Regions from separate parts of the Homo sapiens genome. Here region 2 is linked to region 1. A link is a contact called in ENCODE POLR2A ChIA-PET data. All regions are on one chromosome and are shown on one strand. The core of a region is the stretch at or near the end of the contact, and the rest is flanking DNA. Distances in the headings are between cores, read along the strand shown.

The links. ChIA-PET counts read pairs that join two places held with the same protein, here RNA polymerase II (POLR2A).
Region 2: POLR2A ChIA-PET joins it to region 1 with 11 read pairs in activated CD4-positive, alpha-beta T cell. The contact joins two enhancer-like sites. POLR2A ChIA-PET finds 5 or more read pairs at or near these places in 3 of 52 experiments (A549, AG04450 and activated CD4-positive, alpha-beta T cell).

Annotation. Positions count from the first base shown.
Region 1 is chr15:57,279,620-57,283,634 of GRCh38, forward strand. TCF12 (transcription factor 12) reads left to right here. Exons shown (of 21, transcript NM_207037.2): 20 at 2,826-2,979. The coding sequence ends at 2,968. Among named protein-coding and RNA genes, the nearest start is that of SNORD13D, 3.0 kb to the left of the region's middle. Within about 2 kb of position 2,697, at least 2 of the 41 ENCODE cell types and tissues checked have a DNase peak (open chromatin) inside an H3K27ac peak, as active enhancers do.
Region 2 is chr15:57,320,836-57,325,278 of GRCh38, forward strand. It overlaps LINC01413 (long intergenic non-protein coding RNA 1413), which reads left to right. Exons shown (of 5, transcript NR_120337.1): 2 at 1-124; 3 at 2,070-2,292; 4 at 3,011-3,097; 5 at 4,015-4,204. Among named protein-coding and RNA genes, the nearest start is that of LINC01413, 3.9 kb to the left of the region's middle. RefSeq lists an enhancer at 2,671-3,178. Within about 2 kb of position 3,121, at least 8 of the 41 ENCODE cell types and tissues checked have a DNase peak (open chromatin) inside an H3K27ac peak, as active enhancers do.

The DNA of each region.
Region 1 (4,015 bases), core at 1,447-3,946:
ATAGGAACCTGAAAGATCTTGCCTAATTTACTGAGTTTTTGGTGCTGATCCTTCCAAGCATTTCTCATCATGTCTCCTAGATCCTGGTGTGATAGAGTCATAGTTGGCTAAGAGCAATTTTCCATTATAAAGAGAAATGTGAGCCTTTTTTCAGTTGGAAAATTTTCACATCTCACATTCTCCTCTTTAAGTTTTACATGCTAATCCATGCCATCTTCTCAGTCTCTCGGGTCATTATATGAGACTTTAACCTCCACAGTCTCACTTTTTTTTTTTTTTTTTTTTTTGGAGACAGAGTTTTGCTCTTCTTGTCGCCCAGGCTGGAGTGCAGTGGCGCGATTTCGGCTCACTGCAGACTCCGTCTCCCCAGTTCAAGTGATTCTCCTGTCTCAGCCTCCCGAGTAGCTGAGATTATAGGCACCCGCCACCACGCCTGGCTCACTTTTTGTATTTTTAGTAGAGATCGGGTTTCACCATGCAGGCTAGTCTCAAACTCTTGACCTCAGGTGATCCGCCTGTTTCGGCCTCCCAAAGTGCTGGGATTATAGGCATGAGCCACCACGCCCAGCCCACAGTCTCTTATAAAAAACAAACTGATGAAGGACGAACTCTTATTTGTTAGAGGTGCACAACTACTTATTAAGAAAGCAGCTCTTAATATTTTTTGCATAATGATGAACATACTATTTTTTCCTGCTAGTTACCCTAATAAATTAACTAAGAGTGTATCTTTCTTCCTTCATTCATCCTCCTTATAGTTGTATAGGCTCTATGTCTTTCTAAATACAGGGGCTTAGAAAATTAGAACTCTAAAATGAAATTTTATTAGTATGCATCACTGATAGTCAGGAGTCAGCTAAGTTTACCATAATGAAGATTTTTGTTTACTTTTTAAAAACTTGGATGTGAACTGTAAATGTGTATTGAAATTTATACATCCAGATACACTTTTACCTACTTTAAAGGGGAATCCGGCACAGTGGCACTTGCTGGTAGTCCCAGCTTTTTGACAGGCTGAGGTGGGAGGATCCTTTCAGCCCAGGAGTTCAAGGCAAGTCTGGGCAACGTAGTGAGACCCCATCTCTGAAAAAATGGTTGGGGGTGGGGTGGGGACATGGAAAAAGGGGAGCTGTACTAATGGTATATCGGCTATGCCCTCATTTCAAGAAAATCTGACATAAAATATTACAACTTCTAAAAAATACTATTTTCATTCTAGACTAATTACAAATGATCCCTTTATATTATATTCATTAGGGCATTTTTAATCCATTTATAAAAATATGTGGAACAACTGTTAACCTATACTATATGTTATAATCAAATGAAAAGCTATATCAGAAGCTATGGATATCTTGGGCTTAAAACTCATTTTTTAAAAAATCCAACAGGAATAGTAAGTAGTGTGTAAGTAGATTTTGATCCAGTGGGTTTTTGATCTGATGGATATTCTTTCCCTTTATTTCTCACAGTAGCACCCTATTCTTTTTTTTTTTTTTTTTGAGACAGGGTCTTGCTCTGTCATCCAGGCTAGAGTGCAGTGGCACGATCACTGCAGCCTTGACAACTCTTGGGCTCAAGCGATCCTTGTACCTCTCAGCTTATTCTTTAACCTCTTTTGAAAATGCCCGTGTCACAGATCCCACGCAGTCTTGTTTGCTATCTTTTATAAGAAGCAGCAGAGGTTTTTACCACCCTTTTAATAACACCTCCAGCAATAGAAAGACCAACTCATTCATCTTGTTTCACATACATATCAAAGTAGAAAAGTAAGATGTGCTCCACCTATCTATCCTTCTCCCTCGAATTGGCACATTTCCTATAGAAGAGGGGTCCCCAACCCCTGGGCCACGGACCAGTACCAGTGGCCTGTTACGAACGAACGGGCTGGCTGCACCGCAGGAGGTGAGCAGAGAGCAATCCAGCAAAGCTTCATCTGTATTTACCGACACTCCCCATCATTTGCATCTCCACATCCTGTCAGATCAGCGGCAGCATTAGATTCTCATAGGAGCATGAACCCTATTGTGAACTACATATGCAAGGGATCTGGGATCTAGGTTGCTTGCTCCTTATGAGAATCTAATGCCTGATGTGTCATTCTGTCCCATCACCCCCAGATGGGACCATCTAGTTTCATGAAAACAGGCTCAGGGCTCCCACTGACTTAATGGTGAGTTGTATAATTATTTCATTTTATAGTACAATGTAATAATAATAGAAATACAGTGCACAATAAATGTAATGTGCTGAAATCATCCTGAAACCATCCCTGCCCCCTTCCCCCCAGCCCCCCGCACCCAGTTCATGGAAAAATTGTCTTCCACGAAACCAGTCCCTGGTGCCAAAAAGGTTGGGGACCACTGCTTTAGAGGAATAGCTGAGGATATCTCTTACTTTATCCTTTTCTGAACTGGTAACATTTTAGATAAAGCACAGGTGTCTCTCTCTAAGTACAAGATGTCAGCATTCATGTCAATTCAGTGTACCGTGTCTTAGTAGGACATTGAAGAGACTTGGTAGCCTAATAACAACAGCATTTGCCAAAATGTTTGAGTGAAGAGTAGCATTTTGATTTAAATCAAATCAAACCCTAGAAAACTAAATCATAAGCAAAAAATGAAGAAAACACAAGATGGTCACTTAGAAGTATAAATCTGGAGGCTCAGTTCAATGCTGAGGTTTTATGTGAGCACATTGTTTCTTCTATGTGATGGTACTTAGTATGGGAATGAAGTTACACAAAACAACAGCAATTTGTTCAGCTTGAGACCTAATTCATAACTTAAAACCATAGTGATAAAAATTCTTTCCCCCTGTTTTAGAGAGGAACCTTAACCCCAAAGCAGCCTGCCTTAAGAGAAGGGAAGAAGAAAAAGTTTCTGCCGTATCGGCAGAGCCGCCAACCACACTGCCAGGAACCCATCCTGGGCTTAGTGAAACTACCAACCCTATGGGTCATATGTAAACATCAGCCAGGTAAGTACGGGTTTGAAAAGAAACAGCAAGGAAATAACCTTAAGATTCATCTTAAACTGGGTTAGAATCTTTGAACAGAATTCTCTAGTGAGCAGTGGCCATTGTAAAGGTCACATGTAATTTGAAATATAACAGTTTGTCTTTCTGTTACATTATCAGACTTAGAGAGCCAGTGTCATTTTATAGCAAATTGCCATTTTCTTCAAAGTGTGGCAGTATCTTGTGACTTTGGTTCTTCTGTTCGGAGTCATCATGTGTACTCTCTTACATGAGTATCTTCCTGATCCAAGAAGAAATAGTACAATGACTCAACCGTCAGAAAACGCTCTTGTTACCACTCATGTTCTTCATTTCTTTATTCAGAAATGCTGACTATATCATCAACCAGTTTTCTGCCAATTATCTAGCTTTTTGTCATGAAGCCTTTATACATGAAAAAGTTATCACTTGTATTTGGATCAATAATGCAAGTTTATGATATGATGCTTCTTCCCCACTTGCAAGCACATCAGTTAACACCCTCTAGAATCTATTAATGAATGGGAAGTTATTATATATGTTAGAGCCAGAATGCCCTTCTCTCTGGTGGAATTTTACTTGTTCAAAGACTGTTCTTTATATCTTCCTTTTCATGGACTAAACATAATTCAGTTCCTTGTGATTTTTTTTTTTTTTCCTCAAGACAGAGTCTCGCTCTGTTGCCCAGGCTGGAGTGCAGTGGCACGATCTCAGCTAACTGCAGTCTCTGCTTCCCAGGTTCCAGCAATTCTCCTGCCTCAGCCTCCCGAGTAGACTAGCTGGGATTACAGGTGTGCACCACCATGCCCGGCTAATTTTTGTATTTTTAGTAGAGATGGGATTTCACGATGTTGGCCAGGCTGGTCTCGAACTCCTAACCTCAGGTGATCCACCCGCCTCAGCCTCCCAAAGTGCTAGGATTACAGGCATGAGCCACCTCGCCCAGCTGGTAACTTCATTTTTATAATCTGCTTTCAGCAGTATGTAGTTTTTTTCCCAATTTTATCAACAGATTAAA
Region 2 (4,443 bases), core at 1,871-4,370, 42 kb after region 1:
TCTCTCAGACGTCGGTAAACAAGAGGCCTTGGCTCCTCAGGAGACCGAGAGTCTCTCACTGTACTTCCTTCTCTTGGCTCCAAGGACATAGAACGGTTGCTATGGGGATTCCTTCATTTGTAAAGTAAGTTTTCAGAAAAAATAATGACTCACAAGTCCTTTAAGCAGGAACAAAGTCAATCCTTGGGGACGATATGATCTAATAGGGTTTAAAAGAGGAACTGTGACGGGCTGCAGTTGGCGGGCTTTTCTTCTTTTCCTCTTTGATCCTCACGCGTGGACGAAACCCACCAGTGGCTCAGGTGCCCTGGCACCACCATTTGCTTCTTTGTGACATCTGAGGACAGGTGTTAAAAATAACTTAGAAATGGCTAACTAAGGCCTGACACACTGGCTCACATCTGCAATCCCAGCACTTTGAGAGGCTGAGGTGGGAGAATTACTTGAACCCAGGAGTTTGAGACCAGCCTGAGTAACGTAGTGAAACCTTGTTTCCACAAATAATTAAAACAAAAAAACTAGCCAGGTGTGGTGGTGCATGCCTGTAGTCCCAGCTACTCGGGAGGTTGAGGCTGGAGGATCACTTGAGCCCAGGCGGTTGAGGCTGCAGTAAGCCATGATTGTGCCACTGCACTCTAGCCTGGGAGACAGAATGAGATCTTCTCTTAGAAAAAAAAAGAAAGAAAAAAAGAAAAGAAAAGAAAAGAAAAGGTATGTCTAGCTAGGCTAACCTGGAGAGTTACTGTCAGAGTTTCCAAAAGGGTCTTCATGGCCACTTCTGGGCCTCGCTGGCTGGGTGAAGTTATTAGTCCAAGAGTGCCACATGGCCTTTGCACATTCATCTGTATTATGCCTGGCGAGGCAGAGGGCTTTCCCTGCATTGATTCTCCTGGAAGCCTGGGGTTAGCAGTATAGACTGGAAAGTAAGGTACACAGAGTGGAGGGACTGAACCAGGTCCCCTTATATGTGAGTACATACAGTTACTTAGGCCGGGAAGCCAGGTCTTCTAAGCAGCTAGGGCCAACAGAGCAGGAGCCAGGAGGAATACTTTTATGAACAAACTTATTTTCCAACATCAGAAAAAAGAAAGTTGGCTGTTGGGAGTGACAAGGAGAAAGAATGATGAGGAGCTCAAATCAGGTGGACACCTGATTGAGATGATCCTTCTTTTGTTTAGAAAAGAGTACCACACTGGCTGTCAGCTGTGTGACCTTGAGAAAGTCACTCTCTCTCTCAACTTTCTCATCTGCCAGGTAAAAGGGCTGAGCTTGAATGAGCTTGGGTCCCTTCCAGCAATGATGCTTGTGTACTGCACCTGTGCTAGGAATACCAGTAAGGGGCTCTCCATGCTAAAATCAGCGTTCCAGGATTCCACGTGGCCCACAGCACCAAGCCCAGCCTTCTCAGCTTTGAGCTGAAGGCTCCGGGTAACCTGATCCCAGCCCAACGGTTCTGTGTTATCTCCCTCTCACCATTTCCTGTGGATTACTTATTGTTCTATCCTCCCAGCCGCCAGGGCCTTGTTCGCACCTGCTACCAGCAAAGAATACCCCTCCTACCCCAGTGCCCTGGCCTGAAGACGTCCTGTTAGTCTTTCAGCTGTCAATGAAGATGGCCCCCTTTTCAAGAACCCTTCCTGGAATCCTGAGTTTGGGGGTCGTGATCTTTCCAATCCCGTATCCACGGTCACTGCCTTCACCTGAATGCGATTGCAATTCGCTAGCCCTTCAATTCAACAAATATTCTGGAATGATTAGCGTGTGCTGTGACAATGACAAATTCCGATACGGGAAGACATGAATTAAATGATCACGTTCACCCACGCGTGATTAGAAACAGGGAAGGGTAAAGAAGGAAGAGAAAACGGCTTCCTGAGAGCTTGCCTGGGGTCTGGAAGGATGAACACGGAGCTGGGGGCATGGAAGGGAGCTGTTCCCAGGAGAGTTGAGTGGGCTGGGCTGGCCTCTTGAGGCTGGGAGAGGTAGACGGTGTGTCTTGATCAGAGGAGCCATCTGGGAATCCTTTGAGGGTTTAAAAAGGGGAGTAACAGATCCAATTTTTATTTCAGGACAATCATGCTGGCTGTTAGTGAAGAATGGCCTGGAGCACTGGGTCTCCGCCCCAGCTGCCTGGGAGAAACTGTGTTGAAGGAGCCATACCCCCTGGCCTCCCCTCCAGACTCCAGACAACCCCAGTCAGCTGGCTGGGAGGGAGGCAGAAGAGAAACAGGGGTGCACCTGGGGCTCCTGCAGGGGTCCAGCCAGGAGATGGGGGCAACTTGGACAGGGACGGTGAGAGAGGAATGGGCTCGGGGGGCATTTGGGAGATGAAAAGGGCAAGGCTTGGCCATGAATTCCCATGGGATGAAAGAGAAGGAATTGTCAGGATTGAGTCCCAAGTTTCTAGCTCATGCAAATAAACAAACGGGGCATCCGCTGAGCTCAAGAGCATGGGGAAGGGGTGTTGGAGACTCTCCCGGGGACCCCTGCAGACTTCTGTAACCCCTTTGAGTTCTCGCAGGCAGAGGCCACGGTGGGTGGGGAGCAGGCCTTGGCAGGGTACCCGCCCCCCACCAGGCACCCTCCATCCTAGTAGCCCTTGGGGAGACATACTGTGGCCAGAGGAAGGGTACGGAGAGGTAGAGGAAGCCAACCGGTGTTCCCGGGCAGCCACCATGTGGTCAAAGGACCAGGCAGCTTGTTTGGAAGCGTCTCTGAGGCACAAAGTGCCAGGACCCAGTGCTCCCTGAGCCCTCCCAGCAGGAAAATGAAAACTCAGCAATGGGCTCCCAGGGAGGCGGGACTGGGGGTGCCTTCCATTTATGAGAGGCCCGCAGAGCAATTCCTGCCGCAGGGGTTTCTGATCAGTCAGAACATCTGCCCACGTTGATGTCTTCCAGCCACCTGATGCAGTGGCTTGGGCCTGTGGGTTGGGGGGAGTGGGATCTTAGGCCTGTTTTTTGGGTTAATAAATTTTGTGACCTTGGATGACATGTCACTTATCTCACAGATCCTGGGAAGGGCAGGAGGAGGAGTGAGACCTGGCCTGCCCTCTCCCTAGAGGCTCATCAGCTCCCTGGAGACAGACACGCCCTGGGTAAAGAACAGATCCCACTCAGCCAGGCAGAGTTTCCTGGAGGAGGAGGAGGGAGAGAAAGAGGGCAGGAAGAAGAGGGGAGGGTGCAGAGGGGGAGAAAGAAAGGAGGGGAGGAGGTGAAGAGAAAAGGGAGGAGGAGAAAGGAAAAGGAGAAAACCTGTTTTCTGTCTTTAACTGTCCTTCCCCTCAACTGGGACCCTGTGCTCCTCCTCCTCAGTCAGAACTCCCCCCTCAGGTCCCCCCACTTCACGTCCCTCCACACTTCCTGTCCCTCCCCCACTCATGTCCCTCTCCCCTTATGTCCCTCCCCCTATTGTGTCCCTCCTCCCCTTGTGTCCCTCCTCCCCTTGTGTCCCTCCCCCTCTCAGGTCCCTCCCCCTCCTCATGTCCCTCCCCATCACAGGTCCCTCCCCTCCTCATGTCCCTCCCCATCACAGGTCCCTCCCCTCCTCATGTCCCTCCCCATCTCAGGTCCCTCCCCGCCTCGTGTCTTCCTCCCCCTCAGGTCCCTCCCAACCTCCTATCCCTCCTCAGCTTGTGTTCCCCCACCGCTGTGTCCCTCACCCCCTCATGTCCCTCCCCCCTCAGGTCCCTCCCCCTCTCAGGTCCCTCCTATCCTCGTGTCCCTCCCTCCCTCAGGTCCCTCCCCCACTCAGGTTCCTCCCTCCCTCCTGTCCCTCCCCCGCTCAGGTCCCTCCTCCCCTCACATTCTTCTGTCTTCATTTACAGGCAGGAGAAATTTCAAAGTGTGTTTGTACCACAATTACTTTAAAACTCTAAAGTTGACCTTTAACGGTTTGTGGATGTTTTAATTTTACTTTTACGTGATAACCTGCAATAACTACACAGATGCATGCATTTTTGTGCTTATTTGTAAGTGCTTTCTTTAAAACTGCTTTTTTCTTACATCCTTTCAGTTCCTTTCCCTATGCCTGGAGCCTGGGTACCAGCTATTGAAAACTGCTTTTCTCCTTGTTCATTCAAACATATTCACACATAAAGGTTGTCATTCCTTTTTGTCACTATTTGACAAAAATTGGATCATACCGTATACAATTCTCTGCTATTTGTTTTGCTCACCTAACAATAAATACACTGTGAAAAATACCTTCAGATGAGTAGATATCAATCTTGTTCATTCTTTTTTTTTTTTTTTTTTGAGACAGGGTCTCACTCCCTTGCCCAGGTTGGAGTGCAGTGGTTCAGTCACAGCTCACTGCAGCCTCGCCTCCCAGGCTCAATCGATCCTTTCACCTCAGCCTCTCGAGTAGATGGAACTACAGGCATGCACCACTGAACCTGGCGAATTTTCATATTTTTTTGTAGAGATGGGGTTTTGACATGTT